Linked DNA regions of Homo sapiens: region 2 is linked to region 1. A link is a loop called in an ENCODE intact Hi-C map of the cell type or tissue named here. Cell type or tissue: GM12878. All regions are shown on one strand. Links, peaks and the distances in the headings refer to the core of each region. The heading gives the core; the rest is flanking DNA.

Region 1 (15,920 bases), core at 4,511-12,510:
TCTTTAGCCAGTGTTTGTCTTTTGATTGACAGGTGCTTAGTTACTTTGGCCCTTGTGTGCTTGCACGTTGCCTCCATCCCATAATTTTAAGTACATGCATGATATGTAGTCCATATGCATGAGTTTTAATGAGCTGATTATCATATGAAGTCATGTTAAGCATACTTTTTCTCTCTAATGCACATGCCTGTCTCTGAGGAGCTGCTCCTTTACTGGTTTGGATCTTGCAGGCCATGGGGTCCTTGCTTGCTGTTTTTTGTTTTTTTGTTGGTTTTGTTTTGTTTTGTTTTGAGACAGAGTCTGTCTCTGTTGCCCAGTCTGGAGTGCAGTGGCACAATCTCGGCTACCTACAACCTTCTCCTCCCGGGTTCAAGTGATTCTCCCACTTCAGCCTCCCAAGTAGTTGGGACCACATGCGCACACCACCAACCCCGGCTAATTTTTTTGTATTTTAAGTAGAGATGGGGTTTTACCATATTGGCCAGGCTGGTCTCAAACTCCTGACCTCAGGTGGTCCACCCACTTTGGCCTCCCAAAGTCCTGGGATTACAGGTTTGAGCCACCAAGCCTGATCAAAAAAAGATTTTTTAAAATTATTCTTTTAGGCCAGTCGAGGTGGCTCATGCCTGTAATCCCAGCACTTTGGGAGGCCGAGGTGGGCTGATCACGAGGTCAGGAGTTTGAGACTAGCCTGGCCAACATGGTGAAACCCCATCTCTACTAAAAATACAAAAATTACCCGGGCATGGTGTCTGGTGCCTGTAATCCCAGCTACTCGGGATGCTGAGGCAGGAGAATCACTTGAAACCAAAAGGTGAAGGTTGCAGTGAGCAGAGATTGCACCATTGCAGTTCAGCCCGGGCAAAAGAGCAAAACTCTGTCTCAAAAAATAAAATAAATAAAATAAAATAAAAAATAAAATAAAATAAAATAAAAATAAAATAAAATAAATAAAATAAAATAAACAATAAAATAAAAATTATTCTTTTAGCCGGGCGTGGTGGCTCACGCCTGTAATGCCGGCACTTTGGGAGGCCCAGGAGGGCGGATCACGAGGTCAAGAGATAGAGACCATCCTGGACAACTTGGTGAAACCCCTTCTCTACTAAAAATACAAAAATTAGCCGGGCGTGGTGGCAGGCGCATGTAATCCCAGCTACTCAGGAGGCTGAGGCAGGAGAATCGCTGGAATCCGGGAGGCGGAGGCTGCAGTGAGCCGAGATGACGCCACTGTACTCCAGCCTGGCAAAAGAGCGAGACTCGTCTGAAACAAACAAACAAAAATATTCTTTTAAACTTGTGTCATGGCCGGGCGCGGTGGCTCACGCCTGTAATCCCAGCACTTTGGGAGGCCGAGGCAGGCAGATCATGAGGTCAGGAGATCCAGATCATCCTGGCTAACACGGTGAAACCCCGTCTCTACTAAAAATACAAAAAATTAGCCGGGCGTGGTGGCGGGTGCCTGTAGTCCCAGCTACTAGGGAGGCTGAGGCAGGACAATGGCTAAACCAGGGAAGCAGAGCTTGTAGTGAGCCGAGATGTCGCCACTGCACTCCAGCCTGGGCGACAGAGCAAGACTCCGTCTCAGAAAGAAAAAAAGAAAGAAAGAAAGAAAGAAAAATGAGGAAGCTACTGATAGTCCAGTATGGTATACTGTGACAGATTGAAAAAAAAAGTGGTTATATTTTGCAGCTTCTCTCATCAAGAGAGTCTATTTCTCCTCTCTTTGAATCTTGGATTGGCTATATGACTTGCTTTGGGCAAATGTTGGTGCCTTCGCAAACCTGGCAGAAGAGAGGCTTGCACATGGGAGGATTACCTGCTTTTTTCTTCACTTGAAATCCTGAGGCCATGATCTGAAGATCCCCCAAAGCTAGCCTGCTAGAGAGATCACATGAAGAAAAAGATCCATGCATCCCACTTTTTCCAACCAATCCACCTATACCCCAGATGTGTGAGGCCATCCTAGACCATCCAGCCCCAAATGAACCAGCTTGGACTAGAAGAATTTCCAAGCCAACTCACAGAATCACTAAAAATAATAAATTATTGTTATTCTTTTTTTATTTTTTAAGAGACGAGATCTCAGTCTGTAGCCCAGGCTGGAGTGCAGTGGCATGATCTCGGCTCACTGCAACCTCGGCCTCCCGGGTTCATGCCATTCTCCTGCCTCAGCCTCCCTAGTAGCTGGGACTACAGGCACCTGCCACCACGCCTGGCTAATTTTTGTATTTTTAGTAGAGACGGGGTTTCACCGTGTTAGCCAGGATCGTCTCAAACTCCTGACCTCGTGACCTGCCCGCCTTGGCCTCCCAAAGTGCTGGGATTACAGGTGTTAGCCACCACGCCCAGCCAATTATTGTTATTCTAAGTCAATAAGCTTGGGATGGTTTATTATACAGCAGAAGTGTATCAAAAGGGTGATGGTAGTTGCAGGAAATAAATATATACCTTTAATTGTATATGCATAAACATCTTTGGAATGATACCTCCAAAATACAAATTCCCATATTGAAAGAGCACACTCAGTACCCAGCATGGTGGATGGAAATATATCATGAAGTTTCAAACTAATAGGAAGAGGTAGAAGATTCTATAGGCTTTTGGGAGGGGAGATGGGAGAAGAGTTTAAGGCAAATAACAAAGAATCAGAGCGGCATCCATCTTCTCTATGGTGCTGATGTGCTCCAGTGTATAACCATCAGGAACAAACCTATAGTCAAACCTGAGTATATTGGCTCATTGCAACACAGGAGACAGCAAACACTATGGGGAAATTGTGGGGCAATTCTTCCTTTGGGAATCTCGGTATTTTTATCTAGAAAGTGGGAGAAGTGGTTGCAAGACTAAACACATAATTGGTAAAGAATCAACAGTCAATACAAAAGTTAGCCAAGTATGGTTGGGCATGCCTGTAATCCCAGCTACTTGAGAGGCTGAGGGAAGAGAATCACTTGAACGCAGGAGGTGGAGGTTGCAGTGAGCTGAGATGACGCCCCTGCACTCCAGCCTGGGCAACAGAGACTGTCTCAAAAAAAAAAAAAAAAAAAAACTGGCCTGGTGCAGTGGCTCACGCCTATAATCCCAACACTTTGGGAAGCTGAGCGGGGCGGGGGTGGATCACAAGGTCAGGAGTTCCAGACCAGCCTGGCCAATATGGTGAAACCCAGTCTCTACTAAAAATACAAAAATTAGCTGGGTGTGGTGGCAGGTGCCTGTAGTCTCAGCTACTCGGAAGGTTGAGGCAGGAGAATTGCTTGAACCCAGGAGGCAGAGGTTGCAGTGAGCTGAGATTGTGCCACTGCACTCCAGCCTGGTGACAGAGCAAGACTCCATCACAAAAAAATAAAAAATAAAATCATTAACCGTCACTATTAGTAGCTGGGATGTTTGATCATATTATGGTTTGAACAGTGTTCTTTTTATGTTCAAATATGATTGTGAAATAGTATTTCTTTCAGTTTAGTGAGAGGGTAACTTTGTCTGATATTGGTGTTGTGAAATTTTTCGTTTTAACCATAGAACACCATGGCCTAGGTGTTTGTCAGACCAGCTCTAGCTCAGAGCAGAAAAGGCTTACCTTTTTCTTTCTCAGAAATGACTATGGAAAACAGTAAACAACAAGGGCCGGGAGCCATGGCTCAGGCCTGTAATCCCAGCACTTTGCAAAGCCAAGGGAGGCGGATCACTTGAGGTCAGGAGTTTGAAACTGTAGCAGGAGTCATAGACAAAATCCCTCAGACACCCGATTGTGGAATGTAAGAGCTTTTTTCAGCTGGGACCATCGGTAGACTCACATCCTAGAAACCGAGCTCCCCAAATAAGTAATTCTTGTCCCTTTTAAGGGCCCACAACTCTAAAGGGGCTGTGTTGGGGGGGTCATGATCAACTGAGCAAGCAAGGGGTACGTGACTGGGGGCTGCATGTACTGGTAATCAGAATGAAACAGGACAGAAAAGGGAATTTCATAATGCTTTTTTATACAATGTCTGGAATTTATAGACAGCACAATCGGTGAGGTCAGCGGTTGAATTTTAACAACCAGGCCCGAAATGTGGCACCCAGTTGTCTGAGCGTGATTTTCACTTCTGCCCATTCTTTCAACCTCCACTTTTTCAGCAAACAAGAAATTAAGTGTAAGACAATATGAGGAGTGGTCGCTCTCAAAACCAGCTTGGCCAACATGGTGAAACCCCATCTCTACTAAAAATAAAAAAATTAGCCGGACATGGTGGCAGGCACCTGTAGTCCCAGCTACTGGGGAGGCTGAGGCAGGAGAATCGCTTGAACCTGGGAGGTGGAGATTGAAAGTGAGCCAAGATCCCACCACCGCACTCCAGCCTGGGCGACAGAGCGAGGCGAGACTCTGTCACACACAAAAAAAGCAGTGCCTTCAAAAATCTCAGAGAGAAATTATTTCCACCTATCTTTTTGTATCTCTATCTAGTAAAATATCAATTAATTTTATGGGTATAAAAGACATTTTCAGACATGCAGTGTCTCAAAAAGTTTATTTCTAAGGTAACCACTTTATAGGAGGTTTTGGAGGATATGCATCATCAAAAGGAAGAAGTGAGTGAGGAATGAACCCCCTTGAGATCCATGAAGCAGGGGATCTAACAAGAGAGAGGCGATGGAAATCCCAAGATGGTGCAGTAAAGAGAGATATTATGATAACAGCTGTGGGATAAGCCTGAAGAGCAAGTCATCCAGAATGGAACATATAGAAATGTGCCAGGAAAAATTTCTTTCTTTCTTTCTTTTTTATTTTTTATTTATTTTTATTTTTTGAGAAGGAGTCTCGTTCTTTTGCCCAGGCTGGAGTGCAATGGCGTGATCTCGGCTCACTGCAACCTCTGCCTCCCGGGTTCAAGTGATTCTCCTGCCTCAGCTTCCCAAGTAGCTGGGAGTACAGGCGCCCGCCACCATGCCTGACTAATTTTTATATTTTTATTAAAGACGGAGTTTCACCACGCTGGCCAGGCTGGTCTCGAACTCCTGACCTCAGGTGATCCACCTGCCTGGGCCTCTCAAAGTGCTGGGATTACAGGCGTGAGCCACCGTGCCCGGCTGCTCTTTTTTATAGACGAAGAAATTGAGGTACAGAAAATCCAGTAACGTTTTAAAAGTCACGTCATGAATGAACCAAGATTTCAACCCAGAAATTGAGGCTTCACTACAAGTGAAGACTGGGGTTTTCTTGTTTTCAATTATTGGGAGTTTTGGATTTCCAGGAATGTGCAATTGTAAAAACCCAGCTTCAAGAGGTGATGAAATAGGTGCAGTGGCTCTGGCGTAAGCTCTGAAGCCCCAGGCTCAGGCTCTATTGAAAAATTACTTTTGCTGAAATATTCCTGTTTTTAGGAACTTCCATGGAACTTGAGCCTTCACGCAGCATATTTTGGCATCTGATTCAAAGCTAATAGAGGTCCGGAGGATTCCCAGGATTAAAGTCTTTAAACAGAAACTGTGAATCTTGCCTAAGCAAAAGGTGCCATCCCTGGATGGGCTTGCACCACCAACCTTTCAGTTAACAGTCAAACGCGCTAACCGATTGCGCCACAGAGACTCTAATGGCTTGTGTCTTAAACTCATTTGCTGATACCAGAAATGGCTTTTTAACCTCTGGCTGCAGATAATCTCATATATTTGATGCCTGTCCAATCCCGCGCACTCCAGAAACCCAGAATACGGGAGACAATGAAGCCAAGAGTCGAGTCTTTGGGCACTTTGGACGTTCTACCCGGGCAGAGTCAGCTGGGGGACTCCAACGGCCAAAGGGCCACCTGCTCCTCACCGTCTGCTCTTCACTGCTTCCCCCGCCTGCTCTTCACCCTCTCAAAAGTCGCTGGCCCCTCTACAGGTGACAACTGCAGCTTCTCCGGCGAAAGCCACTCGCTTTCCCATTCTTAGCCCCGCTCACACCTTGCGCTCACAGTCATTTCCGCCAGGCCTGGGCCAGCGGACGCGCGCGTGGGAAGGACCAGAACCCGTGGTGTCCTCACTGCGTCCCCCTCGGGCCCTCAGAGGTGGGATCCACAGGAAAGGGACCTGGAGTTTGCACAGGCTGCAGCCCTTCGCCCAGAGCCACCCTAGCACCTAGTAGGTGCCCAATAAATGCTCAGTGAAGGAAGGCATTCCACCGCAGGGTTTTAGGAGAACCATGAATTCCTGGATGAACATTAAGCGTTTAGTCCTACTAGGAAGTCTGGAATATAGAGACTTGAACTGTTTCTCAAAGGCAGCTGTTCTTGTATCCCCAGAGCCGGTTTAGAATCCAGCAAAGGCCCCTGCCCGGTGTATCCCACCTCTGGAGACCCGAGGATAGTGCGGTGGGGAGCACCGCGGGTTCTGGTCTTTCCCACGCTCACGTCCACTGGCCCAGGCCCAAAGGAAATGGCTGTGAGAGCAAGATGTGAAGATAGTTACAAATACCAGCTAGGGCCAGTGACAGTTGCAGAAATGAGGACTTGTAATAGTTAGGAGTATTTCTTCATTATTTTGAGATGAATACATTTGGTTATATATTAACCAATACTTTTCTTGAGAATTCTCATCTTCCATCATCCTCGCTATCATATTCATTAATAGTTAACTTTTAGAAATCTCAATATTTAGGTTACAGGATAGCAAATATGGAATGTGATCTAGCTAAAAAAGGAGTGAACATCATTCAAAGACAAATAAAAGACTTTATCCTGTTGGGGAAAGGGTTGGCATATTTTCACTGAATGAGAAAAAGTATGATTTTCCTATTGTCTTTATTTGAACCTTAAGTATGGCTTTACAAGGAGGAAAAAGGAGGAAGAAGAAGAGAAAGAAGAGGATGAGGAAGAGGAGGAAAAGAGAAGGAGGAGGAGGAAGGTGCACATTGATGCCACTTTGAGAAGAAGTGGACTGTGGTGGATTTGTAATGTATCAGTTTTGCCAAGCTGAATGCACATTTCCCAGATTTGCCATCTTTAGATAGCTCTAGGTTAGCCTGGGCAACAGGAGACACTTGGAAGATAGAATTCAAGTGGCTGTTACACGCTTTTGTATACTGGGAAGGGCGTTGTTACAGCTCAGGCATGATCTTCATCTTCCCTGACCCTTGGACTGGTGGGTGTTTTGCTTCTTGATCTAACATTAAGGTTAGAAGTTGCAGGATCCCAGCTGGGTTTTGTTACATCCAATCTGGTTTAAGTTCCCATATTATTAGGAAAGCTTTAGGGTGCTTCAGGAAAACGCTTTTCAAAAAATCAGATTTGGAAAATATCAAATGGAATTACAGGCAATAAGCATAACCCAGTGGAAACATGAATCAAACCCTCTAGAGCAGGGTTGTCTAAATTTTGGGTTCCTTGGGCCACACTGGGAAAAAAAAAAAAAGACATTTGTCTTGGGCCCAGCATAATATACACTAACTGCAACTGAACCGTGCGTGTAAAGCTTGTAAACAAAATCTGTCTGTAAAGTCTGTAAACAGGCCAGGCGCGGTGGCTCAGGCCTGTAATCCCAACATTTTGGGTGGCCGAGGCGGGCGGATAACTTGAGGTCAGGAGTTTAAGACCAGCCTGGCCAACATGGTAAAACCCTGTCTCTACCAAAAATTCAAAAAATTAGCCGGGCCTAATTTTTTAGTGGCCTGCGCTTGTAATCTCAGTTACTTAGGAGATCGAGTATTCTCTGGCTGAGGCAGGAGAATAGCTTGAAGGCAGGAGGCAGAGGTTGCAGTAAGCCGGGATCCCGCCATGCACTCCAGTGGACTGTTTGCTGTTAATAAATGTTTACAATGGGCTCCCGTAGGGAAAAGAAAAGCTTAGTTTTATTTCTATAGAACAAAAAAAAAAGTTAAGAGATTAGTAGAGACGGGTCCACCATATTTGACCACACTGACATCAAACTCCAGAGCTCGAGCGGTATTAACATAAAGTTATCAATGCATCTCACAGACTACTGAGATTACAAGCGTGAGAACCAACCACTACCTGGCAAAATCTTTACTTTGAAAGTAAGTTACAGATGGGAACAAAGACCTGTTTATTAGTTTATACTAACGCCTTGTATATGCTTCCACAGCAAACAAAATCCACTTTTAAAACGACAACAACCCAGGGAAAAACACAGACACAGTTCCCCACTGCCACAAATTATGTAATCAAGATTCCCACATTCGGGGAAATCACAGGGGTCAGCACATCCACAGTAAAACTGCTAAGCCTTGCTCTGGAAAAACCACCTTCGTGATCATAACATTTCTTCTGCCAGATAAACATAAGTATAAGCTCACGCCCCTCCGCCCCGCCGCAGCCTCATATGCCTCACCCTTTACACGCAAGGTCACTTGCGTCACGCGCATCCAGGAGCCATCCTAGCCCTAACACACAGCTGCGACTCTCCGGTCCGACCAGAGGTCCCAGACTTACTCCCACGGCACGGGAACTCTTTCGTGGCGAAGCAGCAGGTGGCGAAGCAGCAGCCCCTGCGCTGCCTCATCTACATAGAAATCGCCCTCTCCGTGATGTCACCGACAACGCCTTCTGGATCCCCGTCTGCTCTTCCGCCTCACCCAACGCCCCTCAGCGGAGCAACCAGCTGTCGGAGCCGGCGGGAGAAGTGACTTATGCCTGTCCCTTCTTTCTCTCCTGTCCCCGCCCCTCGTCTCCCGCAATGAAGCGAGTATTTAATCTGTGTCCTGTGGAAGTCCCATTTGGCGGCCAGCTGGAAGCCCGTGCACCCTTCTTCAAATAATGGCTTTCAATGAGCAGACTAGAACGTTTAGGATTACAAAGGAAACCGATTCCTTTCAAACTTGGTTATCTTTGTGATGTGGCACTGTGTGCATATCTTCGTTAAAACGCATTGAAGGCCACTGCACTCCACCCTGGGCGACAGGAGGTGACTGTGTCTCGAAAAAACCAAAAACACTCCCCCCTCACCCCAAAGCATTAGACGTCAAGGCTGGCAGGGATGTCTGTTCTCTTGAAAGTTCAATATCAAAATACTTGGAAATTAAACTAAAATAGTAGAAGCAAGAACAAAAATTAAGTTGAAGATAATATCAAGAATATTTCCCACAAACCAAAATAAGAATGTAAAAACAGGAGAGAAAAGTTCAGGAAGATAGACGTCCAAGGTCCATATGATTAGCATGCGTATCAGAAAGAGGATAGAAAAAAATCAGTACAATAATTCAAAACACTTTCCATACCAATGGATTGAAACTACAGTGAATTTAAAGTATTGAATTGATATTGAACTTTCAAGAGAACAGACTTCCCTGCCAGCCTTGATGTCTAATGCTTTGGGGTGAGGGGGGAGTGTTTTTGGTTTTTTTGAGACACAGTCACCTCTTGTCGCCCAGGGTGGAGTGCAGTGGCCTTCAATGCGTTTTAACGAAGATATGCACACAGTGCCACATCACAAAGATAACCAGGTTTGAAAGGAATCGGTTTCCTTTGCAATCCTAAATGTTCTAGTCTGCTCATTGAAAGCCATTATTTGAAGGAGGGTGCACGGGCTTCCAGCTGGCTGCCAAAGGGGACCTCCACAGGACACAGATTAAGTACCCGCTTCATTGCGGGAGATGAGGGGCGGGGACAGGAGGGAAAGAAGAGAGAGGCATAAGTCACTTCCCCGCTGGCTCTGGCAGAGGTTTGGTCCCCTGAGTGCTCCTTTCTTGTAAGCAGTTCTTGTTTCATATTTTCACTATCTCTGACACTATTAACTGTACAATTTTTTTTCTTCTGTACACAAAAAAAGTTTGTTTCAATAGTGAAGTATGAGTCAGGGTGGTGGCTCATGCCTATAATCCCAGCACTTTGGGAGGCCAAGGCGGGCAGTTCACCTGAGGTTAGGAGTTCAAGATCAGCCTGGCCAACATGGTGAAACCCTGTCTCTACTAAAAATACAAAAATTAGCCAGGTGTGGTGGTGGGCACCTGTAATCCCAGCTATTTGGGAGGCTGAGGCAGCAGAATTGCTTGAACGCAGGAGGCGGTGGTTGCAGTGAGCCGAGATTGCACCACTGCACTCCAGCCTGGGCAACAGAGCAAGACTCCATCTCAAAAAAAAAAAAAAAAAAAAGTGATGTATCTTCTACAGTATACTCTTCCAACTTATCAGATTCTGTCATTGACATACGATGTTGCATCAATACTTGTGTAAGGGGTTTAACACTACTACTATATATAATATATGTAATATATTTTATATATATATGTATATATATATATAACACTAAGGTTTATTAAAACAACTCTCAGTAAACAGATGCCCCTGATGTTCCAACAAAATAACCTACTATTATTAGAAACCAAATAAACTCCTCCTCCTATGAGGAAGAAAGTAAACAACTTCTGGCTTGGCGCGGTGGCTCACGCCTGTAATCCCAGCACTTTGGGAGGCTGAAGCGGGTGCTCATGATCACCTGAGTTTAGGAGTTCAAGACCAGCCTGGCCAACATGGTGAAACCCCGTCTCTATTAAAAATACAAAAATTACAGCGCGCCTATAATCCCAGCTACTCGGGAGGCTGAGGCAGGAGAATCACTTGAACCTGGGGGGCAGAGGTTGCAGTGAGCCGAGATCACCCCACTGCACTGCAGCCTGGGCAACAGAGCAAAACTCCGTCTAAAAAAAAAAAAAGTAAACAATTCTGGAACAGTTTGAAAAAGCAATTTAAGTGAAAATGAAACCAAAAAGGGTAAAAAGAAAAAGGAGGGAATTGTAGGAAATAACCTATATGTGATTATCTATTTTCAATTCTAAGTGGCTTGGTATAGGTTTAGGCAGGCTACCTGGAAAGAAAGAAATAAAGAAGCAGAATGTACTGAGCCACCCCCTCCACCTTCCTTCTTTCCCTTTCACCCAGTGGCCAGGCATCTATCGGTGGGGGCTCCCTCATCTACCCCTTCCCCACTCCACAAAGAAATTTAGTTTAAGCTAGCTTGCAACATAGATAATTGTACCCTTTCTTATCAGCTAAGTGCAGCCACTAGAGCTGTAAGTCAAATGTTTGAAAAATCCTGAGAGTCATAATGCATCGTGTGCTGCAATAAAATGCAGCAGAAAGACCCTAAAGAATGTACTTGAAGAACAATCAATAGGTGATGTCTAGGAAGATTGTGGAAGGCTAGTACTCAGCCTATGAGGAACTGAGGGAGGGACCTGTGCACTAGGGCGTAAATTGCTTGTTGAAACTGTGCTGGGTGTGCCTGCATGCCAGACACCCGATCTTGCAAGACCGTCATTAAAAGTCTCACTTTCGCTGTTCTCTGGGTCTCTGAGTTCATTGTTTGGGTTTAGATGGGTGAATTTGTTTCTCACAAATTTGATTGGATTGAAGGATGAGAGTATTGATCCTGGGCGTATCTGTGAGGGTGTTGCCAAAGGAGATTAACATTTGAGTCAATGGGCTGGGGAAAGCAGACCCACCCTAAATCTGGTGGGCACAATATAATCCACTGCCCATGAATATAAAGCAGGCAGAAAAACATGAAAAGGCAAGACTGGCCTATCCTGCCAGCCTACATCTTTCTCCTGTGCTGGATGCTTCCTGCCCTGGAACATCAGACTCCAAGTTCTTCAGTTTTGAGACTTGAACTGACTTTCCTGCTCCTTAAGCTTGCAGGCAGCCTATTGCGGGACATTGTGATTGTGTAAGTTAATACTTAATAAACTCCTGGCTGGGTGTGATGGTTCACACCTGTAATCCCAGCTCTCAGAGATGCAGAGGCGGGAGGATAGCTTGAGCCCAGGAGTTGGAGACCTGCCTGGGCAATATAGCAAGACCCTGTTTTCCACAAAAAGTAAGAAAAAAAAGTAAGTGTAATACTTAATAAACTCCTTTGTATATCTATCCTATTAATTCTGTCTCTCTAGAGAACCCTGACTAATACAGAGTCACATAAAAATATGAGCCTCAGGCCAGGCACAGTGGGTCACGCCTGTAATCCCAGCACTTTGGGAGGCCAAAGCGGGTGGATCCTGATCACCTGAGGTTAGGAGTTCGAGACCAGCCTGACCAACATGGAGAAACCCCGTCTCTACTAAAAATACACAATTAACCAGGTATGGTGGCACATGCCTGTAATCCCAGCTACTCCGAAGACTGAGGCAGGAGAATCACTTGAACCTGGCAGGCAGAGGTTGCGGTGAGCTGAGATCACGCCATTGCACTCCAGCCTGGGCAACAAAAGCAAAACTCTGTCTCAAAAAAAAAAAAAAAGCCTCAAAGAAGGCCGTATGGTTGAAGTTTATATGCAGCACATAAAGGACTAACTAGGCTTGGAGTTCTTAGGGGGTGGTGGCCACAGGTTATGGGAGGTTGAGGGGAGGAAAGACATGGTGAGCAAAGGCTGTGTTGTGATGCAGATGTGATGCAGATGAAGTCTCTCAAGAAGCAGCCCTCCACCAGATGTGGTGGCTCATGCCTGTAATCCCAGCACTTTGGGAGGCTGAGGTGGGCAGATTATTTGAGGTCAGGAGTTCAAGACCAGCCTGGCCAACATGGCAAACCCCATCTCTACTAAAAATACAGGCCGGGCTCGGTGGCTCATGCCTGTAATCCCAGCACTTTGGGAGGCCAAGGCAGGTGGATCATGAGGTCAAGAGATCAAGACCATCCTGGCTAACACAGTGAAACCCCGTCTCTACTAAAAATACAAAAAAATTAGCCAGGCGTGGTGGCGGGCACCTGTAGTCCCAGCTACTAGGGAGGCTGAGGCAGGAGAATGGCATGAACCTGGGAGGCAGAGTTTGCAGTGAGCTGAGATGGCACCACTGCACTCCAGCCTGGGCGAAAGAGCAAGACTCTGTCTAAAATAAATAAATAAATAAATAAGTAATAAATTAATTAATTAACCTGGTGTGGTGGTGGGCACCTGTAATCCCAGCTGCTCGGGAGGCTGAGGCATGAGAATGGCTTGAACCTGGGAGGCAGAGGTTGCAGTGAGCCAAGATTGCACCACTGCACACTCCAGCCTGGGTGTCAGAGTAAGACCCCGTTTCAAAAAAAAAAAGTTTCCTGTCAGACCTTTAAAAGCATGAGATCTTTTGTTTCCTTTTCCTGTGAGTTAATCTTACCTGGATCCAGATAAAGCAGATAAGAAGGTCTCAGAGAAAGCCATTTGCAGTTGATGTTTACTTCCTCTACACATGCTAATCTCCCTGACAAAAGGACAGCTTTTCATAGGTATTTCTGTGACTGTGTTGCCTATTGCACTGCCTACATGACTTACCTGGACCCCTACCCAGATGTTGTTGGCCATTGCAGTGCCTATGTGACATGGCTGAATTCTTACTCACCTTTAACTCTGCTTATTTTTAAGAAACAGGATGTCTGTGGTCAGAAGTTTCTTCTTGGGACTAAACCAGCTGAAGCTGGTGAAATCCATGATGGCAGCTTACGCAACCTCTGAAAAACATCTAGCTTTATTATAATCCAATTTCCATGCTAAATAGCACTCCCATCAGTGCATGACAGTTGACAATCACTGTGACAATGAACGGAAGAGACCAAGAAAGGACAGAAATGAGGTGACTCCTTGATTCTAGGAAAATCTCCATCCCTTACTAAGAAAAGCATGAATATTCCTCACCTTGCTCATTCCCTTCATTAAAGATCCTCTATATTTGTAACTTCCTGGTTCTCAGTAGCTGAGAAGGTGATTTGCAAGCTATACTACTTCTCCAATTCCATGCTATGCTCCTACTTCTCCAATGCCATTGAATAGAGCCTGCACTGCTTGACGCTCACTCTTGGTTTCATACATTGGCTTTGCAATAATAAACAGGAAAGAGTCCCTTTTTGGGGTGAGACCCCTCAGTAACATCTGCAGCCCCTCTAAATAGCCATCTCAAATTATACCAAAGGAGTGTATTTTGGGGTGGCATATTTTGGGCTTCCCACATGGCTAAGCCAACATATAGCATTCTTGCTGAACGCAGGGTGATCAGACATCACCTAGCAGATGGTGAAGGATGAGGAGCCCTATTAGATATTATGAGTGATCAGCTATTGAAGATGGGGAATTCTGGCTAAATTGACTGAGAAGGATTCTTGCTGAGATTGAACAATGCAGAGAGGAACACAGAAGCTCAATAGTTGAGGCCTAGTGAGAAGAGGACTCAGAAGAGCCTGATTAGTTTGGCCAAGGAGATGTCAACCTGAAATAAATGAAAGGTTCAGAATTCAGCGTTAAAATGTTTATTCATTCTGCTTGTGGGAACTAATGGTAAAAATTAAAAAAGAGTTTATTCAAACAAAAATCTGGGAATAGCCAATCAGGGCACACAGACTCCAGAGAAATGGGGTCAGTGCTGCAAAGTCAAAAGTGAAGTTCTTGCTTACATAGAAAGAAAAAAAATTAATAGGATCACAACATTTTCTATATAAGGCTGCTTTAAGAGTTACAACAAATTAATTAGTTGCAGAATTTTTTTTTTTTTTTTTTGTTATTGTTGTTGTTCTGAGATGGAGTCTCACTCTGTTGCTAAGGCTGGAGTGCAATGGCATGATCTTGGCTCACTGCAACCTCTGCCTCTTGGTTTCAAGTGATTCTCCTGTCTCAGCCTCCTGAATATCTGGGATTACAGGTGCCCACCACCATGCCCAGGTAATTTTTTGTATTTTTACTAGAGATGGGATTTCACCATGTGAACCAGGCTGGTCTCAAACTCCTGACCTCAAGTGATCCACCCACCTCAGCCTCCCAAAGTGCTGGGATTACAGGCATGAGCCCCACTGTGCCCAACCTTTTTCTCTTTCCATACTACTTGTTTTCTTTCTTTATAGCTGGCTCACATTTCCTTTCCAATTTAAAGGAGTGTATTTAACATTGCATCTTAAGACAATGCAATAGCCATGAAGTCTTTATGAGAGCAAGGTAAGAAGGAAGTTAATCTATAATGAAAGTCAGCAGTGCAGAGGGAAGCAATCTTCCCTGGCACCCTTCAATAATTTGTATAACATGTTAGAAAACAATGCGTGTGGCTGGGTGCAGTGGCTCATGCCTGTAATCCCAGCACTTTGGGAGGCTGAGGCAGGTGGATCATGAGGTCAGGAGATGGAGACCATCCTGGCTAACATGGTGAAACCCCATCTCTACTAAAATACAAAAAATTACCTGGGCGTGATGGTGTGCGCCTATAGTCCCAGCTACTCGGGAGGCTGAGGCAGGAGAATGGCATGAACCCAGGAGGCCAAGGTTGCAGTGAGCCGAGATCATGCCACTGCACTCCAGCCTGGCCCACAGAGCAAGACTCCATCTCAAAAAAAAACAAACAAACAAACAAAAAAAAAACCAACAATGTATGTAAGGAAGAAGGCCAATCTATAATCAGAGAAACAAAGGTTACAACTGCCTAGTTTACAGGTGCCTCTCATGTGACTTAGGCTCCATACTCACATTTTCTTCTTTTTTTTTTTTTTGAGACAGAGTTTTACTCTTGTTGCCCAGGCTGGAGTGCAATGGTGCAATCTCAGCTCACTGCAACCTCTGCCTCCCAGGTTCAAGTGATTCTCCTGCCTCAGCCTCCCAAGTAGCTGGGATTACAGGCATGCGCCACCACACCTGGTTAATTTTGTATTTTTAGTAGGGATGGGCTTTTTCCATGTTAGTCAGGCTGGTCTCGAACTCCTGATCTCAGGTGATCTGCCTGCCTTGGGCCTCCCAAAGTACTGGGATTACAGGTGTGAGCCATGGTGCCTGGCCCATACTCACATTTTTTTAAGGCTCACAGTAATTTGGAATTCCAACAACTTACATTTTAAATTACTTATTTTCACAGAAAGAATCTTTGTCAGTTGTAACTCGCTTATTTCTCCAAAGACCATAGTCCTGTCCAGTGATCCTCCCCAAGACAATAGCTCTCTCTAGTAACTATAGCTTTCCTTTCCCATTTCAATTTCCACTCCAATTGACTGAATTGTGAACAC
Region 2 (15,920 bases), core at 4,752-12,751, 87 kb after region 1:
CTCGATTTAAGGCTCAGCTGAATTGAATTATTAAACTAGTATTTTTTAAAACATTTGTTCCTGTAACTTGAGATGGGGCTACAAATAATTATACTGTATAGGTAAAACCACACATACCCTACCTGGTAAAAAATTCAAATTTCATATGTAACACAATTTTCATGTAAATTTTTATATTTTAGTATAAATTCTCTGCAGTGTGTCAGTTTAAAATGAATTTTAACATACTAGTTAGCTTTATGAGCTTGGCTAATATTTCATTGAGATAATTAGTGAAAAATCTTTGGATAAGTCTCATAAAATTTTTAACATATCCTTGCTGCATATTTTTACACATTATAGAGTGGCTATCAAGTAGGAGAATGAACAGTATGTAAAAGTACCCTTAGTTCTGATTAATGCACATGTTCTTTTATACTACTTTAAGAAATTAAGTCAGTTTGAGTATTTAGAAAAGTGCATGCAATATAATTAATGTGTTTTTGCTTATCAAGGCAAAGAGAGTAATTTTGTCTAAAAGGCAAATTGTAGAGTTTTGCTAGAATATAAAACTGAATTTTAAAATACAAATTTAAGGGCATACAATAATTGTAGAATATCTGAGGGAAGTAAACTTCATTTGCTATAGCTTATAATAGCTGCAAATAATGAGTTTAAATGAGCAATAAAACGTTTATAATTTTTGGACTAACTTTACTCAATGTTAATTAGTTTGGGCATAAAACATAAAAGAACTTTTGAGTCTTTTAGTCAATTTGTTAAATGGATGGTCTCAAAAAAGTCATATTAGTATTTGGGTTACCTTTTTGATAAAATAATAAATCAATCTCCATATATTAGCCTTTTTTTTTTTTTGAGACAAAGTCTTGCTCTTGTCCCTCAGGCTGGAGTGCAATGGCGCCATCTTGGCTCACTGCAGCCTCTGCCTCCCGGGTTCCAGTGATTCTCCTGCCTCAGCCTCCTGAGTAGCTGGGATTACAGGCGCCTGCCACCATGCCTGGCTAATTTTTGTATTTTTAGTAGAAATGGGATTTCACCATGTTGGCCAGGCTGGTCTCGAACCCCTGACCTCAGGTGATCCACCCTCCTCGGCCTCCCAAAGTGTTGGGATTACAGGCGTGAGCCACCACTCCCGGCCATATATTAGTTTTTTAGCAAAAATTTAACACTTGTATTCTCCACAGTGTCCTACCGGATTAGATATAGCTCTCCTGGACTAAATTGTTTCTCACCCACAGCAATATTGCCATCCGGGAGAAAAGAGATTTATAGTAGTTTACTTTGTACTCCTAGAAATCCTTTCAAGAAGTATAAAAGTGAATACATACATATTTAAATGATAAACATTTATCTTTGTGATAAAATAGTTAAGTTTCCATGTGAGTCAGGTTTACCACATGAGTGATGAACCAGCTTTAATTAACAATATAACCATTCTCCTCTGTCACTGTAGGCTGTTCTAAAAAAAGAAAAAAGTTTACAAAAGCCTTAATTACCTTATGCTATTTGGGGAGAATTAAGCAATGAATGGAGTGTTGCATTTAACAGGTTATAGAAAATTTTTCTGTGTCCAGCATATAATCAACTACTAATTTTCAGACTGGTTTGGCACAATATAGATTTTCTGCCACTGAATAGAAACTAAAAAATTTGAAAGTCAGAAAATTATTTCCCAGGTTCTGAAAGATATCAACAAAGATATTTTTAATTGACTATGTATGATTATTGATTTGAGATTTAATATACCATGTCTATGAGAATTCTTTGTAATACTTCTGCAGTGTAATTTGCTACATAATGAAAATTCATTTTTCATAATAAATAGTTTTCAGAAGTCATGTTATCTTTCTTGCTCCCAGCAAGTAGCTCTATTTCTTGGCCACATTGAGGAATCAAAATCTAATGTAATTCTTCTAAATAGAATAGAGAACACCTAGAGTCGCTGCTCCTATGACAAATCTTTGGATAACAACTCTCATGTGCGTAAGACATTTTCTGATCTCTTCTGTACTTCAACTTGTAAAGAACTTTGGACATTACAGTCAGAAAGTCTGCTATTCCTACAAAGACAAAAGGGGAAGCCTCTAAATTCCCTGAGTAGTGGGGATAATTAGCTTTCATACTCATCTGCTGACCCCTGATTATCAGAAGACATTTTTATCTCTTTGGCATGCCCCATCACCTGCTGTCTGTCTCCAAAAGACCTGTAGATCAGAGCAGGCATTGTAAGGCAGGGACAGTTCCTGAAATTTCCAATTAACTGATGATGGGAAAGCTCAGAAACACAAACTCTGGGGAGTGGCTGCCTGGTACTGCTAATACTCCTGCTGGAAACAGGGGCACCTGGGCTACAAACAAACGTAAGACTTTGGAAGAAGGTGCGTTAACTTAATTCTGCCTTTCACATGTGAGCTCCCAATTTCCCTTGTGGCTATGAGCCACAAGGGCCCAAATTCAATGGGAGGGTGGTTCGGGTCTATCATGACAAGCCAGGATGGAGGAGACAGAGGTCAGTTATTGGGAGCCCAGATTCTTGCCCTTTAGAAACATGTGCTGTAGCAGAGAGGAACCCACTACAGCTGGGATCCTGGACTGACACAGCGAGTGGGTAGTCCATCCAGGGTCACCTGATTGATAGCAGGCCCTTCACATCTGCAGCCCCCACCTGTGACACTGTTTTTGATACCATATTCCCCAAATTTAACCCTCAAATCCAAAATAGTAAAACTACTGAGATGTTATTTATGAATACAGTATCTCTGGGTTTCTCAGATGGCTGCTGGGAAACTCCAGAGATCCTCCTCCTAGCTCTTAACATGAAGATATATTAGAAATAAAGGTAATGTTTTGCATTCTCCAGATATTTAATTGGCTCAAAACTATGCTCAATATAGTGGAAGCTGCTGTGTTTTTCAAGGCCATATTCTGAGAAAATAGCAATAAAATCATCTTAAATTAATTAAATGCAATAATTATGTATGATTACTGTGGCTATGTTACAATAATTGTGCACTTCTCAGGTTGGATTCAGGCATATTTATGTTCATGTACAAAGACTGGTGCAATAAATGTCAACCAACTGATTAAAAAAAGTAAACTTCTCAGTTGGTGACAAATAATAATATCTACTTTGTGGGGAAAATTAAAGGCCCTGGAGAGGTATCGGGATGCACTAATTGTTCTTCATGTGTTCTGTCTTTTACGGTAATCACTGATTAAAATTTCATTAGATGAGTATGTATTACACCTCAACAGAGAATGCCACTGTCCCCCATTGTGATGTCGTTTGCTATGGCAAAAAATTAACCAAACTTTACAGTTTTATTATTAGCAACATCTCCTCCCCCTATCCCCGCTGCTTTTTTTTTTTTTTTTTTAGATGGAATCTCGCTCTGTTGCCCAGGCTGGAGTGCAGTGGTATGACCTCAGCTCACTGCAAACTCTACCTCTCGGGTTCAAGCTGTCCTCCTACCTCAGCCTCCCGAGTAGCTATATTCAGGTGCCCGCCACCATGCATGGCTAATTTTTCTATTTTCAGTAGACACAGGGTTTCACCATGTTGGCCAGGCTGGTCTCAAACTCCGGACCTCAAGTGATCTGCCTGCCTCAGCCTCCTAAAGTGTTGGGATTACAGACATGAGCCACTGTGCCCAGCCCTCCTTTCCCTTTAAGCATACCTAAAAGCCTCTCTACAAAGCGCCAATCAGAATTTGAGTCATCTGGAAGAAATATCAAAAGAGCTCCAGTAATAACGGTAGCAGACACTGTTGATACTATTGATACCACAGGAAATTGACTCATGGATATAGGCCTCCAAGAATAGGCTGACCTTGTCCCCACAGACAATATTCCAACTATACGAAGTAAATGAGTCAGGAGTTCCAAGACACTCACAATGTAGAAGCGGATGAATTCATGAAAGTAGACTGCTTAACTCAAGACCAGCACGACAAGAGGTTGTTATTTAGGATTAAAGGGCCTCAGTAAGGCAATTTAATTGAGGTTAGTTTAATTTTCTACTTTAATGAACATGAGAACAACCCATTTTCTTTCTTCTTAATCTACCTTTAATCTCCAATTAAATTTACAAATTATTAAATTTGTAAAAACTAAATAAAACACTCTGAATTCTTAGTGTTGAGGGAAAAAATACCTTGCAGAAATTCTTAATATAAAAACAAAGCTAATAAGTTGCCAAGAAAAACATACAAATAATTATTTTGTAAAGAATTGTGACATACAATATTTGGTTTTGTCTATTAACATACCCTTAATTAGCAATATTGGTTAAATCTTGCACAAAGTTTCTTTAATAAAAACATTTACTTTTTGTGACTATGTAGTTATTTATATTGGTTCAATAAGAATTTGTCCTCCCTTCTACCTGAATATATTACTAATTAGAATTTTTTTTTTTTTTTTGAGATGGAGTCTTGCTCTGTTGCCCAGGCTGGAGTGCAATGGCGTGATCTCAACTCACTGCAACCTCTCAATCTTGGGCTCAAGCACTTCTCCCACCTCAGCCTCCCAGGTAGCTGGGATTACAGGCACCCACCATCATGCTAGGCTACTATTTGTATTTTTATAGAGACGGGGTTTCACCATGTTGGCCTGGCTGGTCTTAAACTCCTGACCTCAGGTGATCTGCCGGCCTCAGCCTTTCAAAATGCTGGGGTTACAGGCATGAGCCACCTTGCCCAGCCAGGAAGAATCAATTTTTTAATAAAAAATTTATAGCTGTGCTACAAATTCAATTTAACTAGACAAGACAAATCCAGTAATAAGAATAATTTCTATGTTTTTCACGCAGAAGCGATGCCTATAACATCCTTCTAGGAAACCAATCTGGTGCTTGCTCTATGGACTATGCAATCTCAGGCTTGGAGGTAAGAAAGAATGTCCTTTCTTGGCAGAGCAGGGACACCGAGACATTGGATATCTTTTATTAAAAAGGATACATTTGCATTATAAATACTGCAGATGAAATCAGGTAGAGGTGAACGGACTGGTTTGGTCTGCTCTAAACTGAGCTGTTAAACATGTAAAAGTAAATTTAAACCACAAGGGCTTTATAAATCTATAGATAGACGTAAACTTGTGAGACTTAGTTTATTGTTTCATCAAAAAAATACTAGGAGGTCATTAAATATTAATCAACACTTCTTAGATCTGTGCAAATAAAATGGATCAAATTAAAATGTAAAATCAATAGTACTGATTAGGAACATTGTTCAGCAAATGGAGGTAGACAAACATGTCCTGTAGAGAAGGAAACATGACCGCAAGATGAAGTGTAAAAACCAAAGTGACATCGGGGCCTGACACCATTGTCAGCCCATTCATCATGTCCCACTGCTGAAGAAACAGAGAAAAAAAAACTCTGCACTCTGACATAAAGAAACAATAAAAGGGTCTCTCTGTCTACCTGCAGTCCTCCAAATGAATAAAACCTTGAGCATTTCCTGAGATTTGCTAACTCCTTAATGAAAATCACTTTATCCTTGACTTTACAATGCTGTTTATTGTCTGAAGATATGTCATGAACTTTCTGAATATAATAACCATGATAAAATTGCTGTTTTCTGCCATGAAGAGATTAATATAAACCCTATAGTCTTCATAATATTGTTTGTCTTAAAAAGTTCTATTTTTTTAATTTTTTGGGCAGTTCTTTTGAAGAATGACTTCCTCACATTTCTTTGCAAGTAAATGCCTCCTTCTGCTTATTTTTCCAACATGCTTTTGTTTCTGAGCCTTTCTTTCATGCTCTATACACACAAATCAGCAGGAGATAGTACCTGCAGCTGTATTTGGAGTTTACTGCCTCAATGTTCACTTTCAATGAAAGAGCGTATTTCTTAACAGAAGACCAGAAATTCATGCTGAACCAATAAATTGTCCTCTATAGTTCTCATCTGCAAGGAGGATTTAAATATTTCTAGCTCAGTAGTTCAGCCCTGAAGATTATTTCACCCCCACTGCTAATCCCGACCTAATCTGTTTTTGTGTTGTTAATGCTCCTATATACTAGCCAGGTCAGTAATTCTGTAACAGGCTTAATTTCTTAATATTTTAGGCCATGTGTTAATTTTACTATTTCTTAGCCATTTTTTCCTCAATAGTTTTAAATTGCATCCCTGCTTACTCTCCCTTTTACTGGACGGGCTTCCTCTGTTTACTAATACAATTCCCCAAATTGATTCATCCACTTGTTGAAATACCTAATTTTAGGCCCTGCACTGACAGCTTGCCTAGGCTTATACTTGTGTTTGGTGTTGCAGTCTTCAGATTCTAAAAACACCATCTAGACCTTACATTACCTCCAGCCAGGGCTATTCCCCCAGGGCCTGCCTTAAGAAGCAGATTTCTTTTCAAGTTTCATCTTCTTCCCATTTATTTCATTTCATGACAGTTAGAGAAGCTGTATACTAACGTGACAAATGGTAAGTTAGCAGAGAAAAACGTTATTTCAGGATAAGTTCAGGGAAAGCTTTTTGGAGGAAAGTCAGCTCACATTAGTCCTGATGATGGATAGTGTATAGAGACTACAGATGATGGAACGATGAAGTGGAAACTCGAGTGGCTACATACGGACATTCCACATAGAAGCAGTGTGAGCAAAACCACCAAGACAGGAAATGAGATGGAATTGATAAGGCAATGCAAATAATTCAGGTTATTTAGATCATCAGTGTTGGGGGAAGCTGGGTTTATGGGAATCAATGGTTAATCAGAATGTGAGCACCATTGGTTTGGTAATTCATGGAAGAGGTTATCATTCAACAGGGGGAGTGGCTTCTCGATTATAAACATGTCTGAAGGTCACTGAACATCAAGGCTATCCTTCAGTTAAAATCTTATTAAAATTATACTGACCTCTGATGACCTTCAGAGAGCTCCAGCTAGATGGATTGATGATAAGAGAAATTCGAGAAGGCAATGGGGCAAATCTTTGTGCAAATCTCTGTTATGTCATATATCTAAGGCTTCTGCTGGATCCAGTGATTTGTTTGTTCTGACTGTAGTACAAATCTATTGGAACAATAAATCTAGTTATAATAAATGACAGAGGGCATTGAAGCAGATGCAAGAAGCAAAATATACAGGTGTAAAGACAAACTATATTAGGCCTCCCATCAAGCTTCTCTAATATTTTCACAGCACAGCCCTGCCTGACTTCTCTCTATCTGGATAGGCCCCTTCTGTTTGATAACCAGTTCTCTGATGTTGACTACCTGATTCTCTAGTCCTCAAGTTGACTCATCCTGTTTATTGAGAGTGACATTTTTAGACTACTAATAATATTTATATGTAAGAAAGAAACTGGGTTTTTATATAAATATATAATCTTTTCAAATAAAAGATTATAATCAAGGAACTGTAAATAATAGAAAAATTACATAATGTTTCCCTATTTGGGGATTGGTTAAATGCAATATTATAGAAGTCTGAAAAAATAATGACTGTATTACAAAAGAATATAAAAATAATTGAAGACTAGGAATTATGTCTACCAACTAATTCAGTCATTTGGCTGTTTATTCTCATTTGAACAGTAGTGGATTAAGAAAAAAACAAAAAGACTTTCGACTTCCATCACAGGGAGAAAAGGATCAAGTACACATTAGAGAAAGCTGATGGCAATGATTTCTAGTTTCAGTTTCTATTTTCTGTCAATTAACCATCATTTTGGTAAACAGCCTTTTTAAATGTCTTTTCTTTTAATTTTTAAATTTTTACTTTAAAGACAGGGTCTCACTATGTTGCGAAGGCATTGGCCTCAAACTCATGGACTCAAGTGATCCTCCTGCCATAGCCTCCCTAGGTGCATATCACCATACCCAGCTATTAATGTCTTTATAAAAGCATTTTTAACCCTACTGGTCTAGCTATTGCATCAAATAAATAGCTAATTCCATTGAGGAAGGATTAGGGACTCACGAGTGAAAATAAATGTTTTATTTGGATAATGGCTACAAAATCTCAACAGTCAAAATAAATAAGAGATTAAAGGCATGATGATGACTTAAAAGATAAAGTTAGGTAGAAATGTGAACTAAGGGAAATGACTCAACACATTCAGCAACACAAAACTGTGGCCTAAATTCACTCTGACAGTTGTTATGCTATCTCCTGCTGCCCGAGTAAAGTAAGTTATGAACAAGACACATGAAGGGGATCAGGCAGACATATGGTCAAATGCTTTCTGTGCAATATTTCTGTCTCCATATTATCTTCTCTCTCATTGCACTTTGGACATTTTTATTCTTCCTGCAGATCTATTTTTATGAAGCAATGTGATTTAAATTAAAAGAGCACTGAATTCTCAGCCAGATATTTGAGTTCTAGTTGAAGATTTATCACCTAGTGGTTATGAGATTTGGGGCAAATTACTTAATCTCTCTCTTTCTTTACCACTTCATTTGTAAGTTTTCTTGCCTCCCTACAGGACTGTATTGGGGATCAATCAATGTTGAGTTGAAGGCTACATGGTTTAAGTTGGCTTAATGGAGAAGTGGTAAATCACTTAAACGGGTAGAACAACACAGTGTAGAGGATGTTGGGCTGCATGAGGAAGTGTGGAAAAAAAGCATGCCATGAAAATATCATCACAATCTCACATTTCTTCATTTATTTGCACACTCTGAACACATGCATGTGATAAGGACTGTGCAAGGTTCTCAGGATACCCAGGTAAAAATCACCACTTCTGCCAGTCTTGACTTTGCAAGCTTGAGGAGCAGGCCTGGAGAAATTTGGCTATTACCACACCAAAGTTGTTCCTCACATTCCCTTTGACATATGGTCTCAGGAAAAAATGAAAAGAGTAAAAAAAAAAAAAAAGTCCTTCATTTTTGAAAGGAAAAGTCATAATTAATTTCTAGAAGGAGAAAGAAAAAAAGAGATAACAGTGTGTGAAAAGGCTTAGAAAATGCTAGAGCACTACAGAAAGATAATGTGAGATTATGTCTAAGAGTAGCTTGGTTATTTTGCTTTTGTTGACAAAGTATACCTCCTTCATTTTCATAGTTGTCATAATTCTTTCCATGATTTTCTTAGTGGGTTTGTTTAGGAGAAACTGTATTCTTTCTTTATTCATCTAACTCTCCTTAACTCCAAAAAGATGCTTCTTAGGATAACATTTTAAAAGGATATACATTATGCACATTTTTAATGCTTCTATACAGGACTGAAGGCCAATATTACCATGATAATAAGGCATGTAACAAAAATTTGTTCTGCAGAGAGTGAGAAAGCGTGAGGGAAAACACAGTGCAGGATTCTATGCTGTTGCCCAAGAACCCAGACAGGCAAGTGAAATAATAGAGCAGACATTTCCTGAGGCTGTGGTCGATATGATTAGGAGATAGTGGGTAAAAATGGCCTTTAAACTATATACACATGAGAAGATAGATGTGAAAGCCCATTGCAAAGGCAATAAAATTATGCAAATATAAAATATCACTATTAAAATGTATGATGAATTGACATGCCATGAAAACAGTTCCAGTGCTGGGCCAGAAATCAGGAAACATGGGCTTTTGATTTCTCACCATTAAAATGAAGAAGTTGGATTTATACCCAAGGGTACCTTGTGGGCTGTATGGCTTCTAAGTAACTGGTCATAACAAAAGGGACACAATCAGGTCAGTTTCAAACCAAGAATAAAATGGGAAATTAAAGAACTGAATTGGCTACTTTCTGCTCAAATGATTGTTAAAAATAAAGTTTAAAAAAAGCCCCAAGGACTATGCAGTGCAGTGAGCAGAGGCTCCCGATATTAAAAAGAAAACAAGGAAAATGGATTCCTGGTGATAGAAGTGGTGTGGGGGAAGACAAATAGTGTGGCTGCAAATGGAACAATATGCAAAAGAAAAGTAGCTAAATATAGCTCTTTTTTGGGAAAGAGATTGTGTCTAAGTCCATCAGTGGAAAGGCAACTTAATTGTTGTATAAGTCTGTTCAGGTTGCCATAACAAGATACCATACACCAAGTGGCTTAAACTATAGAAATGTATTTCTCACACTTCTGGAAGTTGGGAAGTCCAAGATAAAGGTGGTAGCAAAGCGGATTTCTTTCTAAGGTCTCTTCCTATGGCCTGTAAGTGGCTGTAGATTCACTGTGTGCCCATGTGACCATTTCTTCGTGCACCAGGGGGAAGGCGGACAAGCAAGCTTTCTAGTGTCTCTCTTCTTGTAATGGCATTAATCTCAGCATGAGGACACCACTCTCATAACCTCTTTTAATCCTGATTACCTCTCAAAGGCCCCAGCTGCATAAATCATCACAGTAGGTGTTAGGGCTTCAACATTTAAGTGCGGGAGTTGGTGTTCACATTTCAGTCAATTGAGGTGACAATTGAAATGTGAAAGGAAAACCATAGTTACTAGAGAGAACGGTTGTCTTGGGGAGGATCACTGGACAGGACTACGGTCCTGTCCAGGTTGTTATGGCAACCTGAACAGACTTATACAACAATCCAGTCCTAGAGGCAATACAACTTCTCTGCTGATTCCAGATTCTGAGCGCCTCTCAGTCCTTGGTTGGGTTGTTTTGATCCTGTCCATATTATATTTATAAATATTCTCTTCATAAAACTCTCTTTAGGCCGGGCGCGGTGGCTCACGCCTGTAATCCCAGCACTTTGGGAGGTCAAGAGATCGAGACCATCCTGGCCAACGTGATGAAACCCGCTCTCTACTAAAAATACAAAAAATTAGCCGGGTGTGGTAGCGGGCGCCTGTAGTCCCAGCTACTCGGGAGGCTGAGGCAGGAGAATGGCGTGAACCCGGGAGGCGGAGCTTGCAGTGAGCCGAGATGGCACCACTGCACTCCAGCCTGGGCAGCAGAGCGAGACTCCATCTCAAAAAAAAAAAAACAAAAAAAAAACCACAACTCTCTTTAAATCACACATCCGAGTGTGTCCCTTGTTTCCCACCAGAGCCAAGACTGAATTGAGATGATTTCTTAAGGTCAGGTTGATGTCCTAATCCAGTTGTGCTGCTATAACAAAATACCACAGAGTGAGTAACTTATAAACAACAAAAATTTATTGCTCACAGTTATGGAGGATGGTCAGTCCAAGATCAAGTTGCCAGCAGGTTCAGTGTCTAGTGAAGGCCCATTCCTCTGTCATCCAGGCTGAAGTGCAGTGTTGCAAGCTTGGGTCACTGCAACCTTCACCTCCCAGGCTCAAGTAATCCTCCCACCTCAGCCTCCTGAGTAGCTGGGACCACAGGTGCTCACCACCATGCCTGGCTAATTTTTTTTTTTTTTTTTTTTTTTTTTGTAGAGATGGGGTTTCACCATGTTTCCCAGGCTGGTCTCAAACTCCTGGACTCAGGCAATCTGCCAGCCTCCTGAGGGAGTGCTGGGATTACAGGCATGAGCCACTGTGCCCACCCCCTTTTTCCAGTATTACCTGGACAATGTGTCTCCCTGTCAGTATCCAGGGAATGGCACCTGGATCAAGCATTTAGTGTTCAGTTGCTACACTCTCACCTAATCCCTCATTTTCAATATTTTGCCATGTTTTCCAGTGACCCAACTGGCCACCATGTCACAGACTTTATGGTCTCCAAGGGAGACCCCTCCATTTCATGTTTTGTGATTTGAGCAACAGACTGGAATCTACTTGAAATTTGCAAATGGTCTTTGACTTGGGCTTTCCAATTTTGCTCTACTTCACAGTGTTTTCTGGGTTATATACAAGGGAGATGATCCAGTCATTTGTTAAGCGCCTCAAATAAGACATGCCCTAGATGTTTTTTTGCTTGTTTGTTTTGTCAAATTGGGATTATTTTTGTGTCTTTGGAGAATATAAAATACTAATATGAGGTAAGCACTAAGGTTCTGAGATGGCCGTGGAAGAGATGACAAACTCCATCACCATGCCTGAGAGTGTCCAATCGTCTCTGCGGGGGCCACATATTTTTGTATTACACTGTATTTGAAATAACAACAACAACAAAAAACCCTTCAAGATTCATAAAATTGGACAACTGTCTTTGTAACACTTCTAGTGGTAAAACCAGTAAGGATGGCTAGTTTGCAACCCATCTGAGCAGCCTCTCTGGTTTCATAGATATGTTTTCTCTCTGACATTGAATGGCTTTCAACTTGAAGCGGAATGCTACATCACAAAGATAAACAGGTTTGAAAGGAACCGGTTTTCCTTGTAATCCTAAACGTTCAAGTCTGCGCATTAAAAGACATTATCTGAAGAAGGGTGCAAAAGCTTCCTGTTGGCCGCCAGAAGGGTTCTCTGCAGGACACAGATCAAGTACCACAGTCTTAGGGGGAGACCAGACGCGGGGTCTCTGCGCACCTCCCCAAAGGACAATGGCAGGAGGAAAAGGAGAAAGAGACAGACGTCACTTCCTTCGCCAGCTCCGGCAGCGGGTTGATCGGCTGAGTCGGCGGAGGGTGGGGCGGAAGAGCAGACGGGGACTGGGAAAGGCGCTGTCAGTGACATCACGGATAGGGCGATTTCTATGTAGATGAGGCAGCGCAGGGGCTGCTGCTTCGCCACTAAGGAGTTCCCGTGCCGTGGGAGTGGGTTCAGGACCGCTGGTCGGACCTGAGAGTCCCAGCTGTGTGTCAGGGCTAGGAGGGCTGGGGGGGGCGGGGAGGTGCGCGGGGCAAGTGACCGTGCGTGTAAAGGGTGAAGCGTGTGAGGCTGTGGCGGGGCGGAGGTGCAAAAGCTTATACTTACCTGGCAGGGGAGATACTATTATCAAACGAAGGTGGTTTTTCTCAGGGCGAGGGTTATCCATTGTGTTCCGGATGTGCTGACCTCTGCGATTTCCCCAAACGTGGGAAACTCGACTGCATAATTTGTGGTAGTGGGGGACTGCGTTCGCGCTTTCCTCTGGTGCTTTTGTGGTGCGAATAGTAGGTGAGCCGTAAGTGTTTTTGTAATTCAGGGTGCGGGCTCGTGTTTTGTGGCTGTGTTCTGTCCGGTCAGTTGTTTCCGTTCGCAACGGTTAGTTTTCGTTTGTGAGGCCATGTTTGGGGACAGCTTAGAACTATCCACTTACTCTCTTGGGAGGCGAATTTCAGTCTCTGTTGGTTGGGGTGTTCTCCCAGGTTAGCTGCCGCTGTACTTGCTAGGTGGAGCTCAGGGATCAAGGGTCGGGAGCTTTCTGGTTTGTTCAGTGCTCCCAGGGCTTCTAACATCTCTTAAAAACTCTGGTGTTTTCTGTCATCCTCGGAGTTACCTCTTAGCCTCTGTTTTTTTTGTTGTTTTTTTCCCCCCCTCCCTAAGACAAGTCTCGCTGTACCGTCCAGTCTGGAGAAGTGGCGCGATCTTCCCATCTCAGGCTCCCGAGTAGGACAACCACACGCCACCACACCCGGCTAGTTTTTTCTCTTTTTTTTTCTTTTCTTTTCTTTCTCTTTCCTTTCTTTTTCTTTTTTCGTAGCGGTTTCACCATTCTGCTCAGGCTGGGCTCCAACTCCTGGGCTCAAGTGGTCCGCCCAGCCTTCTGAAGTGCTGGGATTACAGGTGCGATCCATCTTGCCCTGGCAGCTCCTGCTTTTCACCACAGCATTCACGGGAGTTTGTAGGATTTCTGTGTTGGGGAAACGTGTACTCAGTTAATAGAGCCAGGTGGAAGTTGTACTCAGAACTGGTGGTTTTCTTTGGAATGAAAACCGTGCATGTTGGGGGCTCTTAGTGTCCCCGTTCGGTTGTAGACATAACACCCTTGCTTTGTGTAGGGGGAGGGCTTTGCCCATGCCCTGGTGCCCTGGCGCAGGGCATCGAGGCCTGCAGGTCAGAACCGCAGTCTAACCTATGTCTTGGCGGAATACCCTGCTAATTCTCCCTGGAATGTAAGATGGGAGGTCTTGTGAGGAGGTTTCTACAAGTAAGAAAACAAATTTCCATTCGGTTTTTATTGACAAAATTGAAAATTATAATAACTGAGTCCAGCCTCTCAGATGACAAATGTCTTTTGCACTGAGAGCTGGGAACCGCCGCTTGCCTCAGCTCCTGCATGCAGGTGCAGCCCTCGCTTCCCTCCACACTTTCTCCAGCGGGTGTCAGTTCCTCCACAAGAGGCAGACAGCGTTCTGCAGAACCACAGCGCTCAAGGCCTTCGAGAGCCAAAAATCTCGGAGCGAGCTGCCCTGTCCTGGCTGTACCTCACGACTGACCTAGAAATGGCCTTTGCTGGGAGCAAAGGGTAGGGGGGAGATGGTCGTCGGAGCTGGGGCCTGTGCACTGGACCAGGTTGACCACGGGAGGGGAGGTACCCAGAGTTAGAAGGGGGCCAAGCACTGAGACCTCACCATCCTCAATCTCCAAAAGGACTCAGAGAGATGCAGAGACTGAGACAGGCTTCCTTTTTCAAGGAAAGAGAAAACTACTGAGGAAGGCCCCAGGGGCTCTGAACCAAAATCCAGACTTTTTTTTCCACCTGCAGCTTTTTGTTTTTATTTTTGCTTGAGAAGGGGTCTCGGTCTGTTGCCCGGGCTGGAGGGCAGTGGCGCAATTTCGGCTCGTTAAAACCTCCATCTCCCGGGTTCAAGCAATTCTCCTGCCTCGGCCTCCCTAGTAGCTGGGACTACAGGTGCCCGCCATGACGCCCGGCTAATTTTTGTATTTTTATTAGAGACGAGGTTTCACCATGTTGGTCAGGCTGGTCTCAAACTCCTGATCTCAAGTGATCCACCCACCTCAGCCTCCCAGAGTGCTGGGATTACAGGTGTGAGCTACCGCGCCCAGCCCGCACCTGCAGCTTAATCCCATTTCGCTGGTGCAACTTCATCCTTCCGTATGCTCAGGCCAATAAACAGTACTGTAGGCTGGTCGTTCTTTGACCCCCATACATCCTATTGGTCGGAAAATTATGTTTTCTCTTTGGTTAACCGCAGACTTTGATATGCACACTCTTTCTTGGTCTGAAACCCACCCAATAGTCCCATACGTAGATTTTTGGATAAACATAGAAATGGACCCTTCTGATCTGAAAGTTTGAAACTCGATATTTGTTTTATTTGAGTTCCTTCCTTCAGGCCTCTCAAAAAAGATATCAAAGAACTGAAAGTCACCCAGACAATGAGATGCCGGACCCCTCATTCATCCTGATTGCTTCCTTGCCCCTCCCTAGTTCCTGTTTTCTTTCTTTTCTTTTTTCTTTTTTTTTCTTTTTGAGACAGAGTCTCCCTCTGCCTCCCAGGCTGGAGTGCAGTGGCGCTATCTTGGCTCACTGCAAGCTCCGCCTCCCGGGTTCACGCCATTCTCCTGCCTCAGCCTCCCGAGTAGCTGGGACTACAGGCGCCCGCCACCAAGCCCGGCTAATTTCTTTTCGTATTTCTAGTAGAGACGGGGTTTCACCGTGTTAGCCAGGATGGTCTCGATCTCCTGACCTCGTGATCCGCCCCCCTCGGCCTCCCAAAGTGCTGGGATTACAGGCGTGAGCCACCGCGCCTGGTCTAGTTCCTGTTTTCTTACACATTGTCACATTCTTTCCCTGCCATCTAAGCCTCTAGTTTTGGTTGGTCAGGGAGATGGATTTGAGACTGAGTTCTCATCTCCTCCGCTGCAGCACCCTATTAAAGCCTCTTCCTTGGCAATAACCATCTCAGTGATTGGTTTTCTGTGTGGCAAGCAGCTGGAACCCCAGGTCTCTGAACTTTGGCAAAGGAATCTCCTGATAAAGGCGAGATCGATTTTACTGACCAAGCTGAAAACGATCAGACGTTTGAAAGCCTTAATCTCGGAGCCTGTCGGAGTTTGGTCTGCCCTTGAGGCTTTTCTTTGGGCCTACCAGTCAAAATCAGCCTGGCCAAACCTGTCTTCAAGGACCAGGGGCAGGGCCGGCTTCTCCCGCCGGGTCGGCAGCCACCTTCCCCTTCCCTGTGACTTGAAGAGAAGCTTCAGGGGGCGTTTATTCAATTTGCGAGGAGCCCG

The links. Hi-C counts contacts between places; a loop is a spot of excess contacts. Peaks named below come from ENCODE experiments on the same cell type or tissue, not always from the same donor. Only the 100,000 strongest peaks of a DNase experiment are listed, where the experiment ranks them.
Region 2: a loop joins it to region 1, with 25 times the contacts of the local background. A loop is called at or near these places in 2 of 110 quality-filtered maps.

What each region holds. Positions count from the first base shown.
Region 1 is chr1:120,934,938-120,950,857 of GRCh38, reverse strand. The region is part of intron 2 of LINC00623 (long intergenic non-protein coding RNA 623); the gene reads right to left. RNVU1-4 (RNA, variant U1 small nuclear 4) reads right to left here and starts at 8,258; the gene lies at 8,095-8,258. RefSeq lists enhancers at 7,627-8,330, 8,262-8,571, 8,320-9,034, 10,049-10,549, 10,550-11,050 and 3 more. In GM12878, for the core only: no CTCF peak of the experiment used is centred there; DNase peaks (open chromatin) are centred at 8,127 and 8,557; H3K4me3 peaks cover 770 bases; H3K27ac peaks cover 458 bases.
Region 2 is chr1:120,847,774-120,863,693 of GRCh38, reverse strand. It overlaps RNVU1-19 (RNA, variant U1 small nuclear 19), which reads left to right and starts at 12,709; the gene lies at 12,709-12,875. RefSeq lists enhancers at 11,699-12,543, 13,229-13,328 and a silencer at 12,649-12,978. In GM12878, for the core only: no CTCF peak of the experiment used is centred there; no DNase peak of the experiment used is centred there; H3K4me3 peaks cover 312 bases; H3K27ac peaks cover 653 bases.